Linked DNA regions of Mus musculus: region 2 is linked to region 1. The links are chromatin loops, found by intact Hi-C in ENCODE. Cell type or tissue: gastrocnemius. All regions are shown on one strand. Each heading gives the region's core, and the rest is flanking DNA. Links, peaks and the distances in the headings are about the cores only. Region 1 overlaps Cux2 (cut-like homeobox 2). Region 2 holds the start of Hvcn1 (hydrogen voltage-gated channel 1).

Region 1 (14,778 bases), core at 7,712-10,211:
GGCGTGGTGGCGCATGCCTTTAATCCCAGCACTCGGGAGGCAGAGGCAGGCAGATTTCTGAGTTCCAGGCCAGCCTGGTCTACAAAGTGAGCTTCAGGACAGCCAGGGCTATACAGAGAAACCCTGTCTCGAAAAACCAAAAAAAAAAAAAAAAAAAAAAAAAAGAAAAAGAAAAACCAGTGGTTAATGAGGTCGGGCATACCTTTAATCCCAGCAATCAGGAGGCAGAGGCAGGCGGGTCTCTGGGAGTTTGTTAGAGGCCAGCCTGGTCTACAGAGTGAGTCTAGGACAGCCAGGGCTACACAGAGAAAGCTTGTCTCAGGGTTGGGGTGGGGGAAGGGAAGGTGATTCAAAGTCTAAGTCTCCACAAGCTACCAAGCAAGCTAATTAAACCACAAGGTGCAGGGGAAAGTCTCATCAATGGACTGATAGGAAAAAACCAGGCTGACAGCTATCTGAGAGGGAAGAGAAGGGGAGGAGCGGGGAGGGGGGGAGGGGAGGGGGAGTGTCAGGTCAGACGCACACAGAGTCTTGGGTCGGAGTCATAAGTCCCAGGGGCTCAGTTGGTTCTATGAATAAGCAAAGGAAGACAAACAGGAAGTCCACACAAGGAGTAAGCAGAGAGGATGTCACAGACCCAGGCCGTGTCTCAGGACAGCAATGGAGCCGGGTGTGACTAGGGGCTGCCTCTCTCTCCCTTCTAGACAGTGTTCTCTGACTACTGAGCCAGACAGGTCACCATGGCCTTCCTCCATGATCCTGTGTCCCTGGGTAGCCTCCACCCTTGGGCCCACGACACAGCCATTAGAATGACATTTTGTTTTTCAAACTAAAAGCAATAGACCAGCATTGAGTCTCGGAAAGTAACCCAGCGTGGATCCAAGTAGGAACCTAGAAAAACATTTAAAACAGGAAGGGATGACAACCCAGGAAGTGCCAGTCACATGACTTCAAAGTCCAGCAACAGGCTGGGGAGGCTGAAGTGGGAAGCGGCTTGTCTTTGTCTCTGTCTCTCTCTTTTCGAGACAGGGTTTCTCTGTGTAGCTCTGGCTGTCCTGGAACTCACTCTGTAGACCAGAGTGTAGGCCTCGAACTCAGAGATCCGCCTGCCTCTGTCTCCTGAGTGCTGGGATTAAAGGCGTGCACCGCCTCCGCCGCCGCCACCACCACCACCACCACCACCACCACCAGCACTGACTAGCCTGTCATTGTTATGAGCAGCTTGTATAAATGCCTGCCCACCCACCTCCACCCTGGACACTTCCTTTGGTTTTGTCAAGAACACGCCTGGAGCTGGCATTCGGCCATGCCTGGTGCCCTGGGCTGGGCCTTCCCAGCTGTTTGGAACATATTGGGGTAGGAGGTAGAAGTGGGAGTGGCCACCCTTATAGCTTAGTACTGAGTGTGAACACTCCCTTCAGCCCCGCTGCTGACTTTAATGCTTCCGAGTCTGTTTCTGACCCTGGGGGAAGCACTGAGAACGTCAGACACCCAGGGTCTGTGTAACTGAACTCAAGGCTGTGCTGCTACGCCTCAGCCACATCTGCAGCTCACGCTTCACATCTGCAGCTCCGGACTAGCATTCAGTGGGAGCCTGGTGGTGATGATGGTGGTGGTGGTGGGGCACACCTTTAATCCCAGCAATTGGGAGGCTAAGGTGTCCCAGTAAGAGTAAGTAAGAACTCTTTTGAGTTCAAGGCCTGTCTGGTCTCCAGAAAAAGTTCCAGGACAGCCAAAGCTACACACAGAAACCCTGTATTTAAAAAAAAAAATCATGAATGGCTCAGAGGATTAGCTGGTAGGGCAGGGTAAACTCCCTCTCCTGTGGCCTCTCCTAGGGACAGAGGCGGGTCTCCACTGAAGGCCACAGTCACGGATAGATTTTCCTCATAGGACTTTGCAACTGGAATACATGCACGGATCCACCAGCAGGGGGCAGCAGACACCGCACAGTGGGGTGGGAGAACTGAGCCCAGCATCCCAGGATCCCAGGCAACCAACACTGCAGGGTGTTAAGTGTATAACTTGGCCTAGCCATAGAAGCCCCCAAGCCATTGGCAGGGACAAGGCCAGAGCCATTGATGGCAGGCAGGATCACAACAAAGAAGGTGGTTTTGACTCTAAGACTCTGCCTACAGTCTTCTGTGTACCTGCCCCTGGCTGGTGATCCCCTTAGCCTTCAGAAAGGAGAGCTAATATCATTCCCGTCTTAAAGATGAGAGGAGGGAAGCACAGAGAGGTCAAGTCATCAATACAAGGCCACACAGCTAATCAACAGCTGAACCAGGATTTATGGCCAGTCCTGCTATCTTGTATTTGGTACTGTAGGCCACAGTGGGAAGCATACCAGGATAGGGGGGGGGGGCTTCCTGGAGGAGGTGACACTTAAGAGAGTGGCGCTTGGCTAGATGTCCTGGGAAAGGGGATAGTCTCAGGGTCCGGATGTCTTGCTGAACAGCTGAGATTTTGTTATGGGGCAGGTAGTGAGACACGGGAGAGACCTGAGCTGTGGCATACCTGCGTGTGTTCCAGGAAGGCCCTTCTGGGGCCCTGGAGGTTACAACTGACCTGGGAACACCCTGGGATGATAGAGGAGATGCAGGCAAGGATCAGAGGTCATGGGCAGAGGCCACACTTACCCCCCTTCTGAGACTCTATCTCCTTCTTGGCCTGCTCCAGGATGCTCTTGATGGCGTCGTCCGAGCCTGTCTCAGGTGTGCGGATTCTCGGGGTGATGCTGCCTGGGAGGGGCACGAAGGTGGCGGCTGTGGGGCCTGCAGGGGGCGGGGTCAGGCCCTGGAGGTGGGCAGGAGGGTATGGACCAGATTGTCCTGGGGTGGGTGGGGAGGGTGACAAATGGTAGGTGGTGTAGTGACTCCGGCTTTGGGGCTGGAACTAGGACCCTGTGCGTGCTAGGTCAGTGGTTAGGGCTGGTTAATGGGCCAGGATGATTATGGCAACAGCGGACACTTCTTAAGCAGTTCGGAGCTCTGGGTCCTTTTAGCCCCTCCCCCACGGGCCAATGTCGAGAATGGGGTGGGAGGTGGAAACTGAGGAATCAGCCCAGAGCTGGGGCTTAACTGCCCAGAAAGGGCTGCAGAGGGAGGGAGGGGTGGCCCAGTGCAGGAGGGAGCAAGGTCACGAGTCTGTCCCTCGAAATAGGGAAACCAAGGCACAGGGTGGTGGCTCACCCACCCCGGGGTCACCCACAGCTCTGGATGGCGGTGGGGCTCCTCCGTGGCTTACCTCGCTGCCTCACCTGGATGGTGCGCAGGGCCAGCACATTCTGCTCATCCGACAGGAACTGCTTCATCTTGATGAAGGGCTCCTTGCCTTTCACCGTGAGCTTACGCCACGGCTTGGGCCGGGCCAGGATCTCACTCACCGAGCCCTGCGACAGTCCCAGCACATAGTGGCCAAACACGCGCTGGCCAATGTTGTGCTTGAGAAGTTGCTCCTTCACCTGAAAGGCGATCTCAGCCGTGTCCAGCTGCTCCTCCTCTGGCCCAGCCCCATCCACAGCCTCCGGGGCCCCTGTGGGCTCGGGGCAGGGCACGGAGGCAGCAGGAGCTGATGGAGGCTTGGCACCACCGTAGAAAGTCGGGGGGAATGCCAGCAGGTTTCCCGTCTCCCCTTTGAAGGCAGCTGGGCCCATCATATGTTTGGATAGCAGTGAGTCCCCAGCCAGCCTCTCCCCCGGGGCCAGGCTGGGGAAGGGGGACAGCGAGAAAGTCCTTGGCCCATCAGGACCCAGGCTGGGGCCCAGCAGGGGCTGCGCAGGGCTTGGGGACAGCGGGTCTTCCGGGCCTGGCGGAGGTGGAAGCTGAGGAGGGTAGGGGGGCTCCGTGCCCAGTGAGCCCTTGATGGAGTCATCCTCCGAGGGGTCTTCCTCTAGAACACCAGGGGGGATGCACAGACAGACAGACAGACAGAGGTGCAGAGGGACCAATTGTGATGGAGGGGAGGGATGTGCAGAGGCAAGAGAGATGGTTAGAAAGGGAGAGAGAGAGAGAGCAGAGACAGAGGATATGGGGTAATGGGGGGACAGGATGAGGGACTAGCTATAGGTCTCAGAAGCCATAAATACCCATGCTTGCTGTTGTCCCTCATTCTCGAACCCCACCTCCTCAGACCCCCTTCAAATGCTAGCTTGTGGGACCCACCTGCTGCCATTGGGGACATTATCCTAGCAAGCAGGAAGGGAGTCACAGTCACCCCAGGGGTCTAATGCCTCCAGTGCCTAGTCACTCAGGCCACCCAGCACTTCCCATTTAAGAGACCAATAATGAGCCTGCCATCTTGGCGAAGGTCACAAGGCTACAGGGCCACTGAGCCATTTGTGGGAAGAAGGGCAATTTTAAGCTGTGGGCCATGCCCTGGGGGTCGGCTGTAGGGTAGGGTATAGACACCCCTCCCCTGACTCCTGAGTTCTTATTAAAGTTCCAGTATCCAGCTAGAGTCAGGGTCCAGGGAAGTCACTGGGAGCCTTGGGTCTACCTGTGACCCTGAACCTGGGAAGCATCACCCAGCAAATGCCCAGCCTACATCCCCGGTCTGGATTCTTCTGCCTCATGAATTGCAGTGATCCTGGGGCATGAAGAAGTCCAAGGGCATCCTTGTCCAGCCCCTCAGCCCAAGTGCCCCCTCGGTGAGTTCCTCGTCCCCTACCAGGGCTGGCCAGCAGCGCAGGCTTCTCCAGTAGGAACTTCTGTGTGGGGAAGAAGACATCCTTGGCCACAAGCAGCGGGTCGTCAGGCTTGGCCAGCGTCTGGGGGGTGGGGTGGGAGGAAGCAAGGGCGAGAAGGTACGGCTGGTGCAGACTTGATGGAAGCAGCCAGCTTTGGGGGACAGGGACAGCGGTGGCAGGGATGTGTACCTGTGGGAGGCTGCAGGTGCTGGAGGCCAGCTTCATGGCTCTCAGGATGCTGCGGGGAGAAAACAAGAGGGGCCGGAGGTCAGCAGGAGGAGATACCCCAGGTGGGGTCCTGTAGACCAGGCTGGGTTCGAACTCACAGAGATCTACCTACCTCTGCTTCCCAAGTGCTGGGATTAAAGGCTTGTACCACACTCACCACACCAAGTCATACTTGCCTTTCTTTTTTCGTTTTTCTATATTTCATTTTGCATATGGTCTCATGTAGCCCAGGCTAGCCTCAAATTCATTTTGTAGTGGAGGCTAGACTAGAATTCCTGATTCTCCTGCCTCTGCCTCCCAAGGACTGGAGCACCACCAATCTGTTCTTCCCTTTGTCTCCTGTTTCTGACTTCCTCCTCGCTTTCCCTCCCATTCTCACCCCCTCTTCTCCTTTCCTCTGGGGTTCCAGGGAAGGAACCCCAGGCCTTTGGCACACTACCCATGTCCTCTCCCATTGAGCCATCCTGCCTTGTGGTTTTAGGCTAGACATAGGTAGAAACTACCAAATACATATTTTTTTCCAGAAAGTTCCAAAATGCAAAAACTGGATTTGCCTCGGGACTGCACACTGAGTACTAATGTGGCCTCGTGGCAAGGGAGGGACGTGCAGTTACCGTGTTAGGAATCATGGGAGAAGAGATGATGAAGTCACAAGAGGCTGCACCTGGGTTCCATGGAGGACACTACCACAGTGCTACCAGGCCCGGGCTTAGTCATCCCACCCTGGTGACACCAAGGGTCAACTGTCAACTGAAAACTGTATCAACTGCAGGCTTAAAGTCACATGTTCCAGTGAGTTGGGTCTGGGGAGCCCCGCATGCCCACAGCCTGCGTTTATCTGACTGCCGAGGAAGTCCCCAGTTTCCACACCACAGTGACAAGGTGACAAGGTGACAATCTCCACAGCTTCACGGAAAAGGACCAGTGTGCTGGTTTGTTTTTCTGCCAACCTGACATGAGCTAGAATCTTTTGGGAAGAGGAGGTCTTCACTGAGAAGGTGCCTTCATGAGACTGGCCTATAGGCAGGTCTGTGGGGGGCGTTTCCTTGATTTAATGATTGCTATGGGAAGGCCCAGCTCCTCTGCAACCAAAGTGGTCCTGGGTGCTCTAAGCAAGCAAGCTGAGCAAGTCATGGCGAGCAAGCCAGTAAGCAGCACCCCTCCATGGCCTCTGCATCAGCTCCTGCCTCCAGGTTCCTCCTGCCTTGGCATCCCTGGGTGATGGGACTGGATGGAACCCATAAGCTACAAGATGGCGTATGTTGGCGCTTTATCACAGCAACAGAAACCAGGCGAGGACAACCAGTTTGTTTTGTGGAGGCCCAGGCCAGGCTGCCAGGCCTCCTGGCTTGACCTCCTGAATGCTGGCTGCACTAGTGAGCCTTTGCCACCACACCTAGCTGTGACTGGACTGGTTTTGACAGAGAGAGAGATGTGGACCCCAGAGTGGACATGTGGGGGAGGAGCTAAGGAGCTTTCTGAACAGTCCCAGCCAACATGGTACCTCAGCTCTGTTTTAATCTCTTCATAGTCAGCCTGGGCCTCGAGCTTTTCTTGGAGTTTCTGGAAGACAAAAGGATCTAATGAAGCTGGCCCGTGCTCCCAGCCCACCACCGCCCGCCCCTGCCACCCTGGGACCTGCCTCTATGGCCTCGGACTTGGCAGCTAGCTGCCGCTCCAGGTCAGCGATTTGGTTGGCTGAGACCTCCTCCAGCTCCTGCAGGGAATGTCGAAGCTGCTGGGCGTCCTTCAACAGCCTCAGGATCTCTCTGTCCTTGGAGGCCAGAGCTGCCTCCAGCCGCGGCCCTGAACACAGAGCAAAGCTCACCTTCTCCTGGGAACAGAGAGTGCTCTCAGTGAGTGGCTTTGAGGGGCTGAACCCCAGCATGGCATGCTGCCCCTGGACCTCAGGTGGAAGGGAACTTTCCATCTGGCGATCTGACACTGCTGTGCCACTTGCACGGTTCCCCTTACAGAAGCCGTGCTTCATTCAAGACTTGAGTTGTCAAAAATACAACCATGGCTGGGTGTAACGGTAAAGACCTCTGCACTCTGGAGTCAAAGGCAGGAGGGTGACCACAAGTTCTAGGTTAGCCTGAGCTACACAGTGAGACTTTGCCTCCAAACAAACAAACAAACAAACAGACAAACAAAAACAACCATGAAACAAAATAAACCCCCAAACGAAAAAAAAAAAACAAAACCTAGCTGGGCAGTGGTGGTACATGCCTTTGATCCCAGCACGCGGGAGGCAGAGGCAGGCGGATTTCTGAGTTCGAGGCCAGCCTGGTCTACAGAGTGAGTTCCAGGACAGCCAGGGCTACACAGAGAAACCCTGTCTCAAAACACAAACAAAACAAAACCACAAAACCCCTAGGGAGAAAAAAGTTGTCTGTTGGTAAATTAGGGGCCTAAATTTCATCTCTGGAAAAAGCTGGGTGTGGTTGTCTCCAGGTATAACCCAGGAAGCAGAGGCAACTGGACTCCTGGAGCTTACCCGTGAGCCTACGCTAATTCATGATGTCCAGGTCAGTGGGAGATCCCATCTCAGAAAGTGAGGTGGACAGCCTCAGGGGAACAGAATCCAAGGTTGTCCCCTGGCTTCAGTACACACAGGCAATCACTCAGATCCATGTGTATAGGCATACGTGTACATGTATATGCACACACACACACACACACACACACACACACACACACACAAAAGTAAAAGTGGGAAGGAACTGTAGCAGTGGCAATTCCAAAATAGGTTTGGGGTGCTGGGTCCGTCGCCAAGGGAAATGACCCATCCAGGAAACCATTGACCCTCAGGGCCAGAGCAGCCACATTGCAGCCACAGGCAGTGTTTCTGCGGCATCCCCTGATCTGTTCCACGCCTGTCACCCATCTAGAGGTCTTGGAAACTGCCCCTGGAGTCTCCGTTCCATCTATGACAAGGTACAGGCTTGTACAGGTTCTGAGGGACCTGGGTCAGGCAGCTCTCTGGCTTTATTACACAATCTAAGAAGTACTTACAAAGAAAGAAAAAAAATCGCAACAAACTCTTCACACACAAAAAAACAACCCCACCACTACTAATCCAGCTTTCTTCCTTGGAGATAAATGCCAATTAAAACAGGAAGCGGATGCCATTAATACATTAAATTAATTAGCATCAAGTGCCACTGTTGTGCTCAGAAAAGCTGCCTCCCAAACCAGCCGGGGATTCCAGTGTGGCTGCTTAGTCATTTGCAGGTTCCTCGGGGGTTAATTAAGAAACGCTGGTGACTCCTCCCCAGGTGGCCACAGCTCCCCTGTCTCTCCAGACAGACTCGCTTCTGTGGGACAGTCACCTGGTAAATCACCAAAGACTTGGGACAGAGTCACATTTACCTTCCTGGATGCTCATGCAAACACACACACACACACACACACACACACACACACACACACACACAGAGTAAAGACCTTTTCGGCCATTGAAGACCCACAGTCACTGTTACACATCACACCAGACGTGCACATTCGTGGGCGCAAGAGGCAGTGAACTCTGAGGAGCAGAGCCAGATTCTGCGCACGGTAACCGCCAAAAGCATTGGCTCTTTCCCAGCACAATCTATGAGCCAAGCAGTTCTCTCTATAACCTTGTACGCTAGCGTGGATGGGAAGGAAACTAAAGTGCTGTGACATCGGCGCCCGTGTGCTAAGGAAGGCGGAAACCACAGCTGCCACTTGGGATGATGTAAGGAATCGTGACTCTAACCCTCCAGCGTGCAGAACCCCGGGAAGGAGACCGACAGTGTACAAGACCCATGGGATGTGGGTTGTGACTTAAGTCCTTAGGCAGGCAGTGACCCCAGGACTCTTGAGGGTGCTGGCCAGGAAAAGGAGAAAGACGGGTTGATTTCACTTAGGAACCTTGGGGTTAGTAGCTGGAATTGGCTCTTTATAGCACTGGAGGAAGGGGCGGGTCCCACCAGAGTCACCTGCAAGGTTTAGGACTTAAGGGCTGAAATACAAGCCTTCTTACAGTTCCTGGTCAGGGCTTGAAAATTCCCAAGCGACCACCAGGCAATGAGAGACTGGTGTTCAACAGCACCCTCTGGTGGCCACCACTCACAATGCCCCGTGGTCCAAATCCTGCTGCACCCTGCAATGGGTGGTACCTTCTTGGCGTTGGGAACAATTCGGGCATTTCCAGGCAAGGCGAGGGAGGCATCCAAAGGAAGACACTAGGCTTTTTGTTAACCAATAGTCAGCAGAATCTTGCACAACTAAAAGCAGTGCACACTCAACAAGACCCTGTTGCTACAACAGGTTACAGTAAGTCTTGTACTATGCTGACCTTAACAATGCTCTCTGCACTCAGAGACCCCGTGCGTCCCTGCTCACATCCACGTCAGTCGGTTGGTCCTCGCAAGTGACACCCACTTTCCCTATGTGCAGAGACATGGGCTTCCCCAATCTTTTCCCTCTGCCTTCCCCCACGTCCCAGGTGCATCCTTCTTACCCCACTGGGTCCCTGGGGGGAACAGCAAGCCAGGCGAATGGAGCTGTTGACTGACGCCAGCTGCTCCCGAAGGCTTTCCACCTCACGCTGGGCAGCCTCTGCTCGCTGGGGGAAGAGAAGAGGGGAGCGGATGAGAGAAAGAGAGAGAGAGAGAACAAGGATGCCCTACACCTGTACCACCCTGGATCTCCAAGGGCCTAGGTTCCCACAGTCCTGAATGCAGGCAGGCCTGGACCTGGGAAACCCTGTCACTGAGCCCCACGGTGGGTACAAAGGAAGAGATGTCTCACCCCACCTTTCCTGGTGAGATGGTATTACTGAACAGAGGCCACCAGGGATGGCTCTAAGTGATTAAGTGATGCTAGGGTACCTGAGACCCCCCAAGGTGAGAACACTCCTTCTGCCAGGGAGGGAAGGGCAAGAAGGGGCTGTCTGCACCCATCCCCAGGTGGTTCTGTCCCACACTGGGGCCTGTGTCCCTTCTCTGGCTCTGGCTCAAGACTGTACACTGGGGGGGGGTATCTGCTATCTTCAGAGGTGGTCCCAGTTCAGTGGCTGTCACAGCCTCTGGGTGACTCCCTTGGCTTTCTAAGGCCTCAGTTTCCCTTTTACAGAATAGGGGTATTAAAAAAAAAAGTCAGAGGAGGCTCTCGTGCTCGAAGGCCAAGCAGGGCACACTGTAAATAGAGTCCGTGGTTGAGCTTAACTCTATTCACACATTTACTTGGCTATTTGTTCCAGGGTCTTCTATAGTTGGGCTGGCTTTGAACTTGATATGCAGCTGAGGATAACCTTGAATTCCTGGTCCTCCGGTCTCTACCACAAGTTTGTGCCACCACACCTGGCTATGATCTCTTTTCTCAAGGCCATGTCATTGGCTAAGAAACCTCCCGCTGGGGGTTTGGCAACAGGGTACTAGCCTCTTCATTGGACAGCCAGGCTGGACCCTGCAAAGGCGGGATCGGTTTGGCCCCATCTGCATGTCCGTAGGGCAAAGAACCCTTGCCCCAGTAATCCCATTTTGGAACTGGATCCATCCTTCAGCTCCTGCACGTGTGAGATGGTGTCTGCCCGAGGGTAATCGTGAAGGTGTTGGTTGGGAGAGGGGAAAGGTGGACATTAACTATAAACAGTCATCTAGAGTGGTCTGGCTAGAGCAGACTTAGCAATCTATAGCCCACTAACTGTTCTTATAAATAAAGCTTTATTGGCATGCAGGTGTGCACACTCGGGGTGGACACAATTTTTCCTGCTGCAGTTGCTAAGTTGCCTCTTTGGCACACAAAATGTGGTTCTCACAGTGCTAAAATATCTGTTTGCTGTTGTGGGAAGCAGAACCTGGTGTCCCAGATTAGGCGAATGTGTGCCAGTGGGTACATCCACCAGAGGCAGGTAGAGCCCGTGAGGCTCATGTGGGTCTACTGGTTGGTTTGTACATGGGTGGACATCCCTGGAAGGAGAGCCCAGAAACTGGTCAGACAGGCCGCTGGGGCAAGGGGCACTGCCTTGGATCTGCTCTGGTTTGTCTTTTCTGAATTTTGAACTATGTGAGTGAATTACCTATTTGAAGGGTAAGACAAGGGCTGGGTGATGGTGGTTTTAGTTCCAGAGGGAGGCAGAGACAGGCAGAGCTCTGTGAGTTCAAGGCTAGGCTGGTCTACATGCCAAGTTCCAGGCCAGCCAGGGCTACAGTGAGACCCTCTCTCAAAAAACCAAAACCACTAAAAATGCTATGCAACTGATATAAATGGAGATCTGTAGTGACAATTTTGGCATTTTGTTTTTTGTTTTTAAATACATAATATTTTTTCATTTTATTAACCCCAGGTGTGGAATACGGGCTGTTTCAGACTGTCCACAGCAGTCGACTATGATTTGCCTAGTGCTCTATTGGCATGATTTTGCCAGTTGTGAATAGTTTCTCTGTTTGTATGACATTTGGAATCTGGGGGCTTTTCAGAGGATATATAATGCTACAGCCCCGAGAAGTAGGGTGGGTTGTTGGTTGGTTGCTGTTGGTTGCAGTATGTTAAGTCATCATGTGCAAAGAAGAAACAAGAAGAAATGAGATATCCTGATGGTGAAGATCAAACTTATCCCAAGGAACTCTACAGCTCTGATCGGCAGGAAGTAGTCTAACAATAACATCGGTCCCTCCCTTTCTGGCCTCTTTTCTCTCCTATTTAGTCTTAAAGGTTAAAGGGGAAAAAAGGGCGGAGAAGGTTGGAAGAAAGAAGAACCCACAAAGTAGCACCAGAGTAATGATCCCTGAAGTAACACAGGAGCTGGCTGGAGAGGTAGGGCTCAGTTGGGAGTGTTTGTTCAGCATGAAGGAAGCCCCACCCGGTTCCAATCAGTAACACAGTTTATAAAACATAAACCAGATGTGGTGGCACACACCTGCAATCCCAGCACTTGGGAGGTGGAGACAGGAGGATCAGGAGTTCAAGGTCACCCTCAGCTAAACTGGGAGTTCAAGACCAGCCTGAGATAACAGCAGATCCTGCCTCAAAACAAAGAAAGAATTCCAGCCAACCATGGGAGCAGAAGCCAGGAAAATCACTATCACCACGGCCCTGGCCCTGCTTCTCCTGGGTGCCCACTGCTCCCATGGGGGCCAGAGCTCAAGAGGTTATCAGTAGTCTGGCATGCTGCCCACAGAGACAGGCCCCAGGGCCTGTGATCTGAGGGACTCTGCCACAGGGCCTCCCGCAGTGACCCAAGCAAAATGACACTGTGCCTTGCCACAGGACTGGCCTGCTGATCTTGGGGTTATCTCTATACCCACGGGCAGACAGGGAGATACTCAGTAATCAGGGTGTTGTAGGTCCTTGGGCAAGGCCAAACAACTTGGGTCCAAACAGCCGCAACCCAGCTAGGTGCCCCACTCCCCCCCCCCCCAGCCCTGCTCCCACCCCCACCCCTACCCTCCACAGGAGACTCCCACTCACGGCTCACCTGGTTGGCCTTCTCCAGGTTCGTCATGATCAAGCCGACCTCATCGGCCCTGGGACACAGAGGAAAGGGGCCCTGAGACAGGCTGGCGGCTTCCATGCAGATCTCTGCCCAAAAGTGCAGAGCCATGGAAGCCGCCCTCCACGCTCCCCAGAGAGAAAACATACTGGGTGGGGGTAAAAAATCTCCACTGCTGGGAACTAGGGACTGGGTCTCAAAACTCCTCCCCTACACCTCTCTTTTCTTGAGACAGGGATTCTCAGTGGAGCCCTGTCTACCCCAGCACTTGCTCTGTAGACCAGGCTTGGCCTTGAACGCAGAGATCTGCCTGCCTCTGCTTCCCAAGTGCTGCTAGGTGGTTAGCGCCTGCTACCTGCACAAAGCTCTTCTTAAAGGCAGCCCAGGGCCCAATCTTTGGGGAGCTACAACAGGGGCTTTCTCCTCACCTTCCCTCTAAGAATCGGACAGTGCTCTTGCAGTGACTCCCCAAGGTGGGGCCCTTGTCTACGGTGCCATTCCCTCCAGACTGTGACACTGGGGGCGTAGGACAAGTCTGCCTAGCTTGCTGGGACTCTGGGGGCTGGGGGACATGACTGGTCACATCCTTGCACATCCTTGAGGCCTTCGTAGGCACGCACTGTCTGTACTGCCTGAGGTGCACTTCCTAGTGTGTCATTTGAGGCTGCCTGCCTGGGCCACCCCTGCCTCCAGCTCTTCCCTTGGAGAAACCAATTTCATGCTCGATACAGTGACTGCACACAGTAAGTGCTCAGTGGTGGCTGTGAGTGGATTCGTCATAGCCTGCTACTGCCTGTGTCTGCTTTAGGGACTGGGTGGTGAAGCGTTCATGTTCCCTCCAGGGTCTCAGCACAGCACCAGATAAACAGTTGGTGTTCAATAAGTGTTTATGACGTGAGTGATGTCTTAAACCGGAAGAAGTGACTGCACTCTGAGTCGTTTAGATGCTGTCACTTGGCCTCCACTGGTTGTACTGGGAAACTGAGGAATGTGTAGGGCAGGTGGTAGAACCAGAGGTCAGGGGTCATGGGTCAGGGTCGGGGGTGAGGCTGTCCAGTGGCCTCACTCAGGTGGGTCCAAGGGTGTTGTGACTCTGGTGTGTGAATAAAAGGGAAGATGGGTCAGGTGCATGCCTGGGGGTCACTTGCTCAGAGAATCAGAAGGAGGTGGCCTGTGTGTGGCAGACAAAGGGAGGAGGCGGTGTCCCCAGCTCACTTACTTGGAAGCAGCCTCCTCATCGTATTTCCTCCTCAGCTCCAGCAGCTCTGTCTGTGTGGCCTTTAGCGCTGGGAGGGGTGAAGGCCAGGTGAGGCGGGGCAGCTGGGTTGTTCCGCCCCCTCCCTCGCTCCGCCCCCCTCCCCCCACCCCGCCCCATACCCGCCCCCCCCCCAAGCTGGGAGGCAGTCTTAGTGGGAGAGGGATTGAAGACCTGGCCAGGTGGGGGACCTGGGGCAGGAGGACTCATAGAGGCTTGGGAGTTCCAGGTCTGTGAGCTGCTGCTGAGATTTCTTGAGAAATCCCAGTTTGCTTGTTCATTTGGTTTGGTTTGGTTTTTTAGGGACAGTTTCAGAACGTGGCCAAGGCTGGTGGGGAAAACACTAGGTCGCTCAGGCTAGCCTTAATTCTCCTGCCTCAGCTTCCTGCCAGTTACATTTCCAAGTTTTGACAGGTAGGCTACCCACTCTGGGGCCACTAGACCCTGCCTGGTGGCCCAGGGCATTAGTCATCTTCCTGACAATCTGGCTCTAGCAGGTGCCCTAGTCACCATCTTTGACACAGCTTAGTGCATGGCTGTCAAAGGTTTGCCCCATTTGGTTCCACCCCAGCTTCTGACCCCTGTCTTTGGGCACACCGGATTTATGTCCCCAAGTTCATTGTTTCACTGGCCACCCCTGTCCCCCATCCCCACGCTGCTTCAAGCCACTTGAGGGCTCCCGCCCCCCAGAGTCAGAGTCATACCTGAATGTAACACCTTGATTTTCTCCTCTGCCTCCCCCAGCCTGGCTGCCAAGGTGATGTGGACTTCTTGGAGACCCCTGGAGAGACACGGGGCTGCTCAGGCTGCGTGCTAGGACCCACCTGGTCCTACCACAGTGGGTGTCACTCCCCAAAGCCGCCCTGGTTTTATTCCCATTCCTGCAGCCGGCGCTTGGACGCTCAGGAGCCCTTGCGAGGAAAGTTACATGTACAGAGCTGGCGGCCGACCTGTCTCTTTCCTAATAGAAGACAAACCCCCAAACTCAGATGTTACCTCCGTTCCTTCATGGCTCCGTCCTCTCTGGCTACTCTCACCTTTTGGCTGCTCCAGGCTAGCTCTGACCTCAGGGCCTTTGCCCAGCCTCTCCCCTCATCCAGTCACACCCTTTCCATTGGCCGGAGCCTCACTGACGGAGGACTTTAC
Region 2 (14,778 bases), core at 6,591-9,090, 330 kb after region 1:
TGGTCTCCCTGTGTACACAACCAGAGACTAGGATCAGTCCCGAGACTTGTTGGCACAGACTCGCTTACAAGTGAGCCCAAGTCACATGGCCAGTGTTACTGCCCTGCCACAGGGTGGAAAGGCAACCCAGAGGGTGTCTGGATCATCCTGAGATAGGCGAGGAGTGGAAACATAGGCCTCTTTCTAGGTGTGGTTTGTATAAGCGTGTCAAGTCTGACATCGTAGTGATTGACAGAGACAATCTCAACCTAAGGAAAATTACAGAACACAGAACAGAAATGGTGGGACTCTGATCACACTACATCTGAGTCCTGTCCAGGGCCGTAGTAAACACCACATTCCCTTGGTACACAGGTCAGCTGAAATCAAGCTTTTTTTTTTTTTTTTAAAGATTTATTTATTTTATTTATGTATATGAGTACTGTAGTACAGATGGTTGTGAACCTTCATGTGGTTGTTGGGAATTGAATTTTTAGGACCTCTGCTCACTCCAGTCAACCCTGCTCACTCAGACCCAAAGCTTTATTATTATACATAAGTATACTGTATATGACATCTGAGGATGTCAGATCTCATTACGGGTGGTTGTGGACCACCATATGGTTGCTGGAATTTGAACTCAGGACCTTTGGAAGAGCAGTCAGTGCTCTTACCTGCTGAGCCATCTTGCCAGCCCCCTCAAGTTTTGTTTTTGAGTTTACAACACAACCCAATTTCTTTGTATTCTACATATAGCCTCTCACAGAATGGTTAAGAACTGCTGTCAAAGGTGAAGTGTTTGTCCTTTGGGCACCCCTCCTCAGGCAGCTGTCCTCCAGGAGAGCTGCCCCAGACACCCAGCCCTCAGTAGGCAGAACAGGTCCTGAGAGGAGGTTATCACATGCCCTCCCCTACCCCACCTTGGGCATCTTCAGGGTAATGGCAACCTACAGCAGGCATACATGGGCCATACAGCTTGCACTGTGTAGTTCAGAAATGACATCATTGGCCGGAGCCCAAGAGACAAGTGAGGGACAGCCAGGGTTATGTCCTTTGAGGGACAAGCCCTAGGGCTTTTAGCTGGCTTCTGAGGCTCCCCTCACCACCGGACTGGTACCTTAAACCCGTCCCAGTGTATGTATGTCATGTCCCTAGGCTCAAGAGACACTTTGGTCTCTTTACTGGAGTAGGAAAGCAGAGTCTGGACTTGGAAATAAAAAATAAAAGAAGATCTGCTTTGCCTAGCACACAGTAGGCACTCAACGTTGGAGCATTGCCTCCCTCTGGACGGTTGACACTGCAGCTCTGGGCCAGGCAGAGGAAGGTGAGTGGGTGGGTAAGACCTTGAACTATGGAAGAGGTAGGGGTGTTTCTTCTTGAGAGGGGCCAGCTCCACAGGGAGAGATGCCTCAGAGCTGCTGGCTCAGCAAAGAGAGGACTCAAGGTGGGTCCGTGAGGGGTCTTAAGCAGTGTTAACTCTGGGGAAAAAAATGCTTCGCCCATCTCTTGCTGGTCAGGACACCCGTGTCTCTAGTGTGAACTAGTTTTTTTGTTTGTTTGTTTGTTTTTCGGGACAGGATTTCTCTGTATAGCCCTGGCTGTCCTGGAACTCACTCTGTAGACCAGGCTGACCTCGAACTCAGAAATCCACCTGCCTCTGCCTCCCAAGTGCTGGGATTAAAGTCGTGCGCCACCACACCTGGCCCTAGTGTGAACTCGTCACTGTGGAACACTGAGATTTATTTAACCAGTGCACCTTGGCACTGTGTTGAGGCCCGAGGAAGGGAGGCACAGAAGCAGAGGGGACCTGCGGGGACAAGATTCCCAAGTTTTAGAGTGGGTTCTGCTTCCTACATGCTACCACCACTGGACCCTCACGCCACTCTGGGCCACTCAGGCCAACTCGGCAGGCAAGTGGGGAGACAGGATTATAGAAGACATTAAGGGTCCTGAGGGAGGAGAAGGGCTGGAGGCTAGCCCAGACCTGGAGGTGCCTCCTCAGGCAACTAACTGCAGAGCTCTCAACCGCCCAGCAGTGTCACCAGTCCTGTTCTATCTTAGCTGGAAGGGAGGACAGCCAGACCATTTTGTTGTTGTTGTTGTAGCCCAGGCTGGCCCCAAGCTTACTCTATATCTCGAGCAGTTTCACTAAACGAGACTCAGCATGGATGTGAATGTTTCACCAAAGAGACAGGAAAGGGGGACTGAGCAGAGCCACAGCCCACACAGGCCTCAAAGTGTGACTGGATTGGGCAAGCCTCAGCTGGCCACAGGGAGGCAACTGCCAGGCCTTGCAGAGGAGTGAATGAGCCACTCTCAGCCCCCAGGTCCTGGAAACAGGAACAGGTCACTCACAGAGGCAGAAGGATAGCCTGCCATAGAGCAAGGGTAGCCCACTTTGGCCTGAAACAGAGTGACCAGGGAGGGACATGGTGGCATGCCCCAGTGAACCTTGGGTCTCTGCCTCTGCATGGGCCCTTGGCCCAGCCCTGCCAGGAAGACATGAGGACCTGAGTTCAATCCCCAGCAGATATAAAAGAATCCAGGCATGGTAGTACATGTTTGTGATCTCTGCGCTGGGGAAGCAGAGACAGGCAGATCCCGGGGGCCTCATTAGCCAGCCTGCCTTGCCTCATTGGGGGGCTCCAGGCCCGTGAAAGACCCTTTGGTAAAAGACAATGTGGACGACTCCTGAGGAACACCCAAGGTGGACCTCTGGGCTCCACTTCACACACACACACACACACACACACACACACACACACACACACAGGCACACACTACCTGTTTGACACCTGCCATTGAGTGTTTAGGTCACATGACTGCACACCGACCCTCCTGACTCCCCATGGTCGGGGTAACATTGCTGCGCAGTACCCTCCATACCCAGCCCCCAGTTGTCACCCAGCTGCTCTCTCCACACCCCTGTTCCTTCCTGTCTCCCCATAGCTCATCACCAACTGACCTGCGCTTGGGATTCCCCCTCCCAGTTAACCACCTACCCCACCCCCAACCCAGCAAGCAGATCCAGGATTCGTTGTTTTGTTTATAATTTAAAATTTGGCGGGGCAGTGGTGGTGCACACCTTTAATCCCAGCACTTGGGAGGCAGAGGCAGTGGATTTCTGAGTTTGAGGCCAGCCTGGTCTACAGAGTGAGTTCTAAGACAGCCAGGGCTACACAGAGAAACCCTGTCTCGAAAAACCAAACTAAACCAAACCAAACCAAACCAAACCAAACCAAAACATATCATTTAAAATTTGCATATGTAATTATTTGTGTACATGTGTGGTAGGTGTGTATGTGCCTTAGCATGTGTGTGGAAGTTAGAGGGTAACTTGTAGGAGTTGGATGTGTCTGTCCACCCTGTGCATTCTGGGGTTTGAACTCAGGTTGTCAGGCTTGGCAGAGCAAGCCCCTTTACCCACTGAGCCCTCTCACCTGCCACCCCAACTATACATTTTATTGTGGTTTGAATGTTAACATTCATGCCTCCCCGCTCTAACTATAGATTTTTGTATTTGAGAAATGATCTCACTAGGTACACTGGGCTGGCCTGAAACTGAGAGAAAGAAAGAGAGAAAAAGAGAGAGAGAGAGTGAGAGCGAGCGAGCGAGTGCTGGATATGAAAGGTCAAGCAGTTCGCTTTCTTTTCTTTTCTTTCTTTCTTTCTTTCTTTCTTTCTTTCTTTCTTTCTTTCTTTCTTTCTTTCTTTCTTTCTTTCTTTCTTTCTTCAGGGTCTCAGCTTGAATTCTTGCTCGCCCAGAACTCACTACGGCAGCCATGAACTTAGTATGCCCCTACACAAGTGTCTTTACTCCTCAGATCACAAGCACGCCCCACCATACCTGGACAACGGTCTGTATGTTTTAACACACACATCACAGTCAACCTATGCCCCTCCCTACCTCAGAGGCCCATGGCTTCTTGGTGCATTGGCAACCCTCAGTCTCCATTGGCCTTAGCATTGCCTTTACCCACCTCAGACCCTGCAGATGCGGTTGGTTCCCTCTGCTGCAAAAGTTATCCCTCATCTCAAAATGGGCTCCACCCCATGTTCTGGTAGCCTTTAAATGTCACCTCCCTGAGAACCCTCCCCTGATCTCTTCTCAATGGTCCTCACCTCCTGTGACATGGTGGCCGGTTCTTCCTCCTAGCTCCATATTCCCAGAAATAAGGCTCTGACTCAAAATATACTTATAAATAAATACCTTGGCCATACAGCTAGGCTCTTCTCTGACTGAAATCATAACTTAAGATATCCCATTTAAGCCGGGCGTAGTGGCGCATGCCTTTAATCCCAGCATTCGGGAGGCAGAGGCAGGCGGATTTCTGAGTTCAAGGCCAGCCTGGTCTACAAAGTGAGTTCCAGGACAGCCAGGACAGCCAGGGCTATACAGAAAAACCCTGTCTCAAAAAACCAAAAAAAAAAAAAAAAAAAAAAAAAAAAAAAAGATATCCCGTTTATTTAAACTTGCATTCTTCCTTGTGGCTGGTTGCCTGTGTTCAGGTTCTATGCATCTGCCTTGTCACGTCTTCCCAGGTGGCTTCCTTGCCTGGCTCTCTCCCAGAATTCTTCCTCCTCCCGGATGTCCCACCTTCTATTTCCTGCCTAAGCCATGGGCCATAGGCTTTTTGATTGACAGGTAACACAGCCATACAACACAGTCTGTACTTCCTCCATCCCCACCTGTTAGGCTCAGCCACGACCTCCCCTTGTCCTACCTTGTATAATGCATTTGCTCTGTCATTTGGTCCTTTTATGTCCTTTCACAGAGCAGTCTTGATGCGGGTCCGTGGTACCCACCAGCCTCTGCTGGTTTAGTGCCCGCACTTAGACAACACTCAGAGATAATTTGTTGAATGAATATAAGATCACCCAGCTGGCACGGGCAGGATGGAGGAAGGATTGAACTCCAGGCCTCTTTGATGGCAACTGCTGTCTTTCCATCTTTCCAGATCATTCTGAGCAACCAAGCAGAAGTCAGCCTCAGGGCACGGGGTTGGACGTCATCAGCCCAAGTGTCGCCGATGCCAGGAATCGAACCCAGGTCCTCACATGCTAGGTAAGTGCTCTACCTCTGAGTTCCATTCCAAGTCCTAGCCACACTGCAGCATCACACAGGTCCCCAAGCCTCATTCAGACATGGTCAACTACCTACCTACATACATACACTCAGGGGCTGTCACAGATGGTAGTGAATCACATGGAGGTAGGTCCAGGTAACTGATGTGACTCTGGGAACTCCAAACCCATCCCTGGCTGAAACCTCACCCCCTTCTTGCTTCCTTTCCCTCTTCTCACGCACTCCTGGGTGCTCTGGGAAGGGAAGTGGTCGGCTGCAACCACGAGATACTGGAGACACCAGAGCCTTTGAAGGTGGCCTTCTCTCCCTGCTGGTGGAGGAGGGAAGAAAGCTCAAGCAGAAATAGCCTCCAGGCCCTGGGCTTAGATCTTACTTGATCTGTTCTGTGAGCATCAGGAGGGCAGGACCACCATACCTGGACAGTGATGGATCCTCACACAACAGAAATGTGAAGGACGTGGTGGGGGTGGGTTGAGGGGGGAAAGGGACTTCCTCATGCTTGAGAACAAACCAGCAAATATCCAACCACACAACTCTGAAGCGTCTCTGCAAACTGGGGCTTCTTTTCAGAGCAATGTTTTTCTCTCAGTGTATACAAGGTTACCTTGAAATGCGGTCCTGAAATTATTTGTTCTTTGGGCTGTTCTGTCTTACCAATCAGTGGCCTCACCCCTCCACCCAACCAGAGTGGGAGTTCTATGGGGACAGAAGTCGCTCTGTCCGCTGTCTCTGTGGGATTCCCCAGGTCTGGATTCACAATGACTTCAGACGATAGCTTTGCAATCTTCAAACTTCCTTGTTTCTCGCCTTACTGATTCAGCCAGGATCTTATACAGTGTTTAAAGCAGCAGTGGTCACAGGCTTTCAACACTCAGTCACTAATTTATATGGTGTCCTAGGTTCATCTTTGTTTCAGTCACAAATACCCTGACAAAAAGCTCACAGTTCTAGTCACAGTCCATTGTTATAATGAGGACACCAAGGCAGCCTCATGTCCACAGTCAGGAGCAGAGAGAGAATAACTCATGAGTCCTGTTTGTTTCATCGCTTAGCTAACTTTTTCCTCTCTCACATAGCTGCAGGAGGCCTGCCTAGGGAATGATGCCGCCCACAGTGAGCTGGGTCTTAAGACAATCCCCACAGGTCAACCCAATGTAGCCGGTCCTTCATTGAGACCCTCTTCCCAAGTGATTCTAGGCTGTGTCAAGTTGAAAGCTAAAAGGGACAGGTACACACAACAGGGAGTCAGCCAGAGAGTCCAGAGCTTGGGTCTTGGTAGCTGAAGCCATATCTTGTCTTATACTGTTTGTAACTCATGGCAGGATGTATTGCTGATGTCAGCCCACAGCTTTGAGGTGGTTCATTAGATGGAGGGACTCCTGTTCCTTCTCCCTGGCCTTCCTCACCCTACAGACATGAGGAGGAACTGTCTCACCCTGTCTAGCTGACCCCGAAGTAGGAGAGTTTTGATTTTTTTCCGTGTGCCTGTGCACTGCATGCATGCAACTGTCTGTGGAGGCCAGAAGAGGCCATCAGATGCCTGGTTGTCAGCCACCATGTGGGTGCTGGGAACCAAACTTGGCTCTTCGGGCAGAGCAACAAGTGCTCAAATCGTTGAGGCATCTCTCCAGCCCTGAGAGATAAGTTTTGGATGAAACACAAGAAGGCTGAAGTTCAGGATGGAGCAGGCCATACCTTAGGAACTTTCAGGAGGCTGTTATATCACAACATTTCTGAGGAGTCCTGCCACCATCCAACCTAGCTTGCCACCAGCATGGAGGACAGGGGAGCTGGTAGAAGCCAGTGGATCAGAGACCAATGGGAGGCAGATAATGTTCCTGTGCAGTGCCACACAGTATTGCAGCACCCGTGGAGATGCAGCCTTAAGCTCGAAGGGGGCTGTGCACTAAGCATCTGGAAGGGAGGCTAGCCCACACCTGCAGGTGGTTACAAGGAAACAAGTGTTGCGGATAACCGGCTGAATTAGGCCAGAATTGAAGCTGAAGTCACTGAACTCTAAGGAAACTGGCTTTTAGAGTTTCACACACAGCAGCCATGAAGGGCTGGGGTTCTGAAGAAGCTAAAGTTTGGGTTCCATTACACGGACCCGGGGCTTTTGGGCTGCAGTGGGTCTGAATAGGTGTGCTAGGAAGCCCACTCCTTCCCCTCCACACACACACACACACACACACACACACACACACACACACTGTCTCTTAGTGACTCTCCTGAATTTTCCTTCCCAGCCCAGAGAGAGTGGGTTCAGTCATTCCCCCACCAGCTTATGATACATTTCTTTTGCCCTTACTTTCTTGGGACTGTCTCCATTAGCAGGTAAAAAGTTTCTCTTTAACCTGCTCTTGCATCAGTTGGCCCCCTGAATTCAGCTAGGGAGTTCATCTCCTCCAGTAAACACAGGAGCTTTGGAAGAGAGAGGGAGGAGGAGGTCCTTGGATGAGGCGTTTGAGTGGGGGTGGGGTGGGATTAGCCGGAAGAGAGTTCCAGCCCTGTGCATACTCCCGGGGTCTTTGTCATTTGATAGCCGCTTCAAGTTAGTGCCTCTCAGCACACTAGTGCCTCCGTAGGCCTTTGAGTTTGCAGCAGCAATAAGTTCGAGCAGCTCTGGAAACTCCCGCCACACCACACCCCCAAAGGCAAGGGCCCTCCCCCTGGGCTCTTCAGAGCTGGGGTGTGCCTGAGTCTCTACCCTGGGATGAGAACAGAGCTAAGCAGACTGCTGCCAGGTAACGAGGATGAGGCTTGGGGTGGGGAGGTCAGGGCGCCCCCCTCTTCCTTCCAACCTTAGTTGTATCTCGAGCTGAGGGCAGCTGCGATCTTCTCCCTGCTCTGCACACCCGCCAGCCGCGGGGCCCGGGAGGGAGGAAGGAAGCCCTGGCCACCCTCCATCCTCGTGATTCCCTGCTGCTCTTTTGTCCATTTTGGCTGGCGGGGAGTGGAGGACTAGGCCAGGGGGCACCGTGGGGTGACCAAGGCCCTGGCTGCTTCTTGAACTGTGACTGCCCACCCCGCTCTCCTCCCCGGGGAATTGAGCATTGACAGGCGCATCCTCTCCTGGTGGGTGTTAACCTGGATCCACAGCCATGACTCTGCCACACCCAGCATCTTGTGACTTGTGGAGAAGTAACCCTGTCCCCCTCACACAGGTGGAGAGAGCCAGCCAGCCACTGCAAAGGAGTGCTGCAAACTACCAGCAGGTGAGTGTGAAGCCCTAAGCCCTGTTTTCCATCCCAGAGCCCTACAGCCACCCCAGGGAGACAGCAGGAGGGAAGGAGATACAGCTAGCACCACAAGAGCAGACCCCCAAGGAGTCAGCACACTGGTGCACCCTAGCAAGAAGAAACCCAATTTAGTGGAGCCTTCTTGAAATGATTCGAAGCCCTATCTGTTGGGTTCAGGAGTGCCAAGGAACAAGAATGGTGGGTGGGTGGGTTGGGGCCTGGTTATACTGTAAGACCGAGAAGCAACAGCAACAGCGTGCATTTCTGCTCTTCTGAAGCCCCCACCACTTACCCAGCACCTACTGCCTGCGAGTACCTGATTCTACATGCCTTAGAGGTGGGACACTGCCTCTGTGTCTCTGTATCCTTCTCTGCCCTATGGCATTCAGAATGGCACCTACCTCCCAGGAATGCTGAGGTGATGGGGAGAAGCCTAGCAATCCCCACTCCCACCCCCAAACCTAGCACGGGATCCTTGGGAGCTGCGTTCCTCTCTGCTCAACCTTGCCCCTCTGAAGGCATTTCTGCCTACTGGGCATTTCATCTCAGGTTGGCGGGGACGCTCTGAGCTTTGCAGTGTTTCCTGACTGCCCACCAGCAGCTTGAGGTTTCTTGAGAAAGGCCGTGGTTGAGGATGGCAACTTCTGCCTCCAAGACTCCCCTGGCAGCAAGGCTGGTCAAGGCAGGGTTTTGAAAATCTCTAGGCTAGGTCTTACCCAATTCCAGAGCTGCTGGGCAGCCCACAACCTTCCCGTGGCCATGTTTTGCAAGAAGGAAGAAGCCCGGACTTCTTGTCCAGGCTTTCCCGCCTGTAGCGCATGCCTCCATCCTTCTTTCCCAACTCCCACTCCATCTAGGCCAGTCACAAGTTCTGGCCTACACAGATCTCCAGTCTGGATGCTGTGTCACCATGACTACACCCAAGTCCAGACCTCCATCCTCTTTGGCCCTCCCCATCATGTCCCTGCTATAACTTTTCATTTTTTAAAGATGTATTTATTTTATGTATATGAGTGCTCTGTGTATACCTGCATGGCAGAACAGGGCATCAGATCCCATTACAGATGGTTGTGAGCCACCGTAGGGTTGCTGGGAATTGAACTCAGGACCTCTGGAAGAGCAGTCAGTGCTCTTAGACCTCTGAGCCATCTCTCCAGCCCCCCTGCTATGACTTGACCCTGAGCACTACAGCATTTCACACAAGCTGAGAGCCCTGCTAGACCTCCCCAAACTATTATTATTATTTCTTCTCCTCCTCCTCCTTCTTCTTCTCTTCTTCCTCTTCCTTCTCTCCTTCTTCCTCCTCTTTCCTCCTCGTCCTTCTCTTTCTGTTTTTGGAGATAGGTTTTATCTCTGTAGTCTTGGCTGTCCTGGAACTCACTCTGTAAACCAGGCTGGTCTCAAACTCACAGAGATTGCCTCCCTGTGCCTCCCAAGTACTGAGATCAAAGGTGTGCACCACCACGCCCAGCGTGAGAATTCTTCTTCTTCTTCTTTTTTTTTTTTTTTTTTTTGGTTTTTCGAGACAGGATTTCTCTGTGTAGCCCTGGCTGTCCTGGAACTCACTCTGTAGACCAGGCTGGCCTCGAACTCAGAAATCCACCTGCCTCTGCCTCCTGAGTGCTGGGATTAAAGGCGTGCGCCACCACGCCCGGCCACTCTGTCCTCTTAAGTTCTTGCTGTTAAAGAACCTTCCTCTTCCTGGGACACTTGTCCCCACGAGAGCCTGGCCACTCAACCTGCAAGAGCCTGGCTTCCCATCTTGCTCTGTTCTGAGTGTGGCCTCAGCCCTGTCCTTGAGGTGTTTGTCATCTCCTGTCCCCTTCCCTTTTATTCTCCCTGAACCCAGCCAGCGCAGGGTCTAGCACGGATGAAAGGCACAGGAGGCTCTAGCTCTGCTGCTTGCAAATGAGCGCAGGCTTGGGTCAGACTTATCAGTTCTGCTTGCTCAACAGTCTGCTTTCTCCACCACTGCGCAGACCCTAGCATGTCCTTCCTCCCTGCTTTCGTGGCCTTCAGCTTCTCCCGTTCAGGTATTGGGAGGGGGGAGAGGGTTGGCAACAGCATCCACTGTACTACACACACTGCTGCCCACGCAGTTGCTAGGGAGCTCTGGAAAGGTTTCTGGAATGAAGTGGTCAGGTCTAGGATGTAGCCGTTTGGAAGCCCCTATCACTAGATGTCTGACTAGGTTGCATCTCTCTAGCCAATGTGAGGCTTCTCCATGGCCACCCAGGCAGTGGGCTTCACCACTTTTATTTGTTTGGGCTAGTTTATTAGGGAGGACTTGAGAGTTGAAACCCTCTGTCTTCAGTTGGTGAAGTCAATGGATTTTGTTTGTTTGTTTGGTTGGTTGGTTTTTTATTTTGTTTTTGTTTTTCTGAGACAGGGTTTCTCTGTATTGTCCAGGCTGTCCTGGAACTCACTTTGTAGACCAGGCTGGCCTCGAACTCAGAAATCCACCTGCCTCTGCCTTCCAAGTTCTGGATTTTTTTTAAATTTTATTTATTTATTTTATATATGTGAGTACACTGTAGTTGTCTTTAGACACACCAGAAGAGGGCATCAGATCCCCTTACAGGTGGTTGTGAGCCACCATGTGGTTGTGCTGGGAATTGAACTCAGGACCTCTGGAAGAGCAGTCAGTGCTCTTAACCACTGAGCCATCTCTCCAGCCCCTCCAATGTTTTTCTGTGCAGGAGTTAGTTTCTGCTTTGATGACACAAGGCTCTTTTTTTTTTTAATATATATATTTTTTACTATATATAAGTACACTGTAGCTGTCTTCAGACACTCCAGAAGAGGGCAGCAGATTTCGTTACGGATGGTTGTGAGCTACCATGTGGGTTGCTGGGATTTGAACTCAGGACCTATGGAAGAGCAGTCAGTGCTCTTAACCATCTCTCCAGCCCCAACACAAGGCTCTTTTACCTGAATGTAGGTTGGTAGATTGTTTATTCAACTGCAGTGTGTGTGTGTGTGTGTGTGTGTGTACGTGTCACAGTGTGCTTATGGAGATCAGACGACAACTTGCCAGGGTTGATTTTCCTCCTTCCACAATGTGGGTCCTGGGGTCAGACTCAGGATGTCAGGCTTGGCAGCAAGCCCCACTACCAGCTAAACCATCTTGCCGGCCCTTTGCCTGCAGTTGTGAAGGGTTGCATCTGAGCCCATCTCCTGTTTGTATAGAAGCTGTCACCAAAGTTGCTGACACTCTTGACAGTCGTCTGTGCTAGAGGCTACACACATAAAAAACTGTTGGTGCTACCCCACGGCTGGCATCCCAGTTCTGTGAGGCAGAGAGAAGAGGACCTCTAGGCTTCTCACAGCCAATCTCACAGAATTGCTGAGGTCCAGGTTCAGAGAATGTGTGTCTCACCCCCGCCCCTCAAATCACACGGAGAGAGATGGAGAAAGATGTCCAATGTTGGTCTGGCTCACATAAGGGAATAGGTACAAACGCACCGGATTCAAGGTGCATGCACAGTGGGGTTTGGGGTTGGAAGGGGTGGGGAACCCCATTGTGCTCACCAGTAGCCTCACTACATCCCCACAGGGAGAGTACTGGGCATCACAGCAAGGACCTCCACCTAGAGCTCACTGCCACAGTGTGGTCCCTTGGGGATGGCGAGTGTCCCCGGTTTATAGCAGGGACATTTGGTGGTTTTAAAAAAGTCCCAACTGTGATCTCACAGATGCCTAAAAGCGTCTTCCAATGGTGCAAATGGAGAGGCCCTCAAAGCTGCCTTTCCTCCAGAGGCTCTGGGTGGGGTCTGCGGACCCTTACCAGTTCTTAGGGGTGCACATAGCATGAGCTAGCCTCCCAGCATCTTCATGCCTGCTTCTCTTTGCTGCAGCCCCTTCACTCTCGCCCCTCCGCTCCTCGGACAGACCCTCCGGGTTCCAGTGTGTCTACCTGGGCCGCCTCCTGTCACACAATCTTGAATTTAGTCACTGTGCACACATAATGTGACAAACTCCTGGGTTCAAGGGGAAAGGGCCTGGGTGGTCTAGGTGACTGTGCCACCCCAAGAGGAAATCAGGCTGGTTCTGAGAGATGGTGTGTCACTCCCATTTGTATAGGAGAAAAAGTGAAAAAGTACATGCAGGCTTTCCATGTGCACGGAGGCCTTCTGTGTGTGTGTGTGTGTGTGTGTGTGTGTGTGTGTGTGTGTGCAGGCCTGTCCTGTGAAGAGGGAAAACCACAGAAGGCTGTGTGGAGGAGACACTTCTGGGAAGGGAGCGTAAGGAAGATGGAGACTTCCCAGCAGACATCTTTCTGCTTAAAGTTTTACTCTGTGCCTCTGACAGCTATGTTAAAAATAATTTTGAAAAATCACACATAGTCATTCCAGAACCAAAGAGAAAGAAGAGACCCACCAAAGTTATCCTTTAAAAGAGGGCCAGGGGGGCTGGAGAGATGGCTCAGTGGGTAAGAGCACCCGACTGCTCTTCCGAAGGTCAGGAGTTCAAATCCCAGCAAGCACATGGTGGCTCACAACCATCCGTAACGAGATCTGACTCCCTCTTCTGGAGTGTCTGAAGACAGCTACAGTGTACTTACATATAATAAATAATATCAAAAGATGGCCTAGTCGGCCATCACTGGAAAGAGAGGCCCATTGGACACGCAAACTTTATATGCCCCAGTACAGGGGAACGCCAGGGCCAAAAAGGGGGAGTGGGTGGGTAGGGGAGTGGGGGTGGGTGGGTAGGGGGGACTTTTGGTATAGCATTGGAAATGTAAATGAGCTAAATACCTAATAAAAAATTAAAAAAAAATAAAATAAATCTTTAAAAAAAAAAAAAGAGGGCCAGGGGCCTGGAAAGATGGCTTAGTGGTAGAGTCCATAGTATGATTGCAGAAGACCTGAGTTTGATTCCTAACACCCACACTGATCAGCTCACAGCCACATGGACTCCAGAGCAGGGGATCCTCCGTCAGGCCTGTGAGAACACTTACACAATCCTATACACACACACACATTCTAAAATATATATGTAACCATATATATATATATATATATAATCATATATATTATACATGTGTGGATACACATGCACACACACACTTTAGAAATTTGGGGAGGGGGTTGTGTACATCTCTAATTCTATACTAGCGAGGCAGAGGCAGATGGATCTCTGTGAGTTCAAGACCAGTCAGGTCTACACAGCAAGCTTGACGCCAGCTAGAGCTACATGTTATAGCTTGTCTTAGAATTTATTTTCAAGATTTTTATTTGTATGTCTGTCTGTCCATCTGTCTGTGCACTGTGGCGCATGTGTGGAGACCAGAGGGCAATCTGTGGGCGTCAGCTCTCTCCTTCCACCATGTGGTCCCAGGGATTGAACTCAGTCAGCCCTTTTACCTGCTAAGCCATCTTGCCGTCTCCAAATTTCATGTTTAATTTTGAGACAGGGCCTCACTCTGCAGCCGATGCTAGCTTTGAACTCACCAGCCTCCTGCCTCAGCCTCCTGAGTGCTGGGTTACAGCAGCACCACATGCCAAGCTCAGCATGCAACATGCAAGGTGCTGAATCTAGCTGTCTTCCCGTTGTAGAGCGTTCTCAGGGCGTCTCCACTCTGTAGCAGCTGCTAGTGTTTAAAGGCTGTATGGTATTCTGCAGTGTGACTCTATCCGTTTCTCTGTGGATGTTGGTTGTTTCCACTCACTGGCCACGGTGACTACTGTATGCTTCTCACAAATGCTCGCAAGTGAATCCAGCACTCAAGCAGGCATTCCTGAGTATTGCCAATCTCTCGGCTCTCTTCCCAGACCATCCCTTCTAACTCATTTTGTGGCCTTATTTTCAGGTACTGCTCAAACGGACCTTCGAGGACAGATTGCGGAGCGTCTACTCGAGACAGCAGGGTGACAAGTCTGCCTCCAGTTCTCTCACTGTTGGATCTTGAGACAACAGGAAAATGACTTCCCATGACCCAAAGGTATATAGTGACTGGGGGTTCCCACCGAGAGAGGAGGATCTTGTGGGTGTTTCTTTCAGGAGAGCCAGGGTTTGCTAGACAAACCCTGACACATCTAGTTTAAGAACCACGTGGTCAGAGCCTACCTGGGTGTGGTGGGGGTCATCGGTAATCCCAAACACTTGGGAGGTAAAGCAGGGGGTCAGGATTAAGAGATTCAAGATCGTCCTCGGCTACCCATTGAGTTTGAGATCATCGTTCTGGCTCAGTGAAGCCAAGCCAAGCCAAGCCAAGCAAAGATTTCTGGATATCCACCTGTGCAAAGGTGTGATCTCAGACTTGCTCCTGTGGGTACTTACAGACTGGGTGGGCAAGGGAAGATTGCTGGGTTCTCCAGAAAGGTTCTTGGCCTCCAGCAAGGCAGGGGTCTGCTACCCACAACTAGCGGGATGAAGTTGGCCATAGAATTGTCTGCAGCCTTTGGTTACAGGGAGATGGGGGACATGAGCTGAGAGGCCAGTGACATAGTGGGGTTCTGGGAACTCTGG

What was found. Hi-C counts contacts between places; a loop is a spot of excess contacts. Peaks named below come from ENCODE experiments on the same cell type or tissue, not always from the same donor. Only the 100,000 strongest peaks of a DNase experiment are listed, where the experiment ranks them.
Region 2: a loop joins it to region 1, with 1.9 times the contacts of the local background. A loop is called at or near these places in 1 of 42 quality-filtered maps.

What each region holds. Positions count from the first base shown.
Region 1 is chr5:121,870,411-121,885,188 of GRCm38, forward strand. It overlaps Cux2 (cut-like homeobox 2), which reads right to left. Exons shown (of 23, transcript NM_001312908.1): 8 at 14,337-14,413; 9 at 13,597-13,663; 10 at 12,363-12,411; 11 at 9,405-9,509; 12 at 6,558-6,749; 13 at 6,420-6,478; 14 at 4,877-4,925; 15 at 4,669-4,768; 16 at 3,247-3,891; 17 at 2,640-2,741. All of the region lies in intron 1 of Gm52785 (a long non-coding RNA gene), which reads left to right. Among named protein-coding and RNA genes, the nearest start is that of Gm52785, 10 kb to the left of the region's middle. In gastrocnemius, for the core only: a CTCF peak has its summit at 8,993 (motif pointing left); DNase peaks (open chromatin) are centred at 8,491 and 8,992.
Region 2 is chr5:122,202,113-122,216,890 of GRCm38, forward strand. It overlaps Hvcn1 (hydrogen voltage-gated channel 1), which reads left to right and starts at 7,617. Exons shown (of 8, transcript NM_001042489.2): 1 at 7,617-7,809; 2 at 8,230-8,280; 3 at 14,120-14,251. The coding sequence starts at 14,231. In gastrocnemius, for the core only: no CTCF peak of the experiment used is centred there; a DNase peak (open chromatin) is centred at 7,975; H3K4me3 peaks cover 981 bases; H3K27ac peaks cover 684 bases.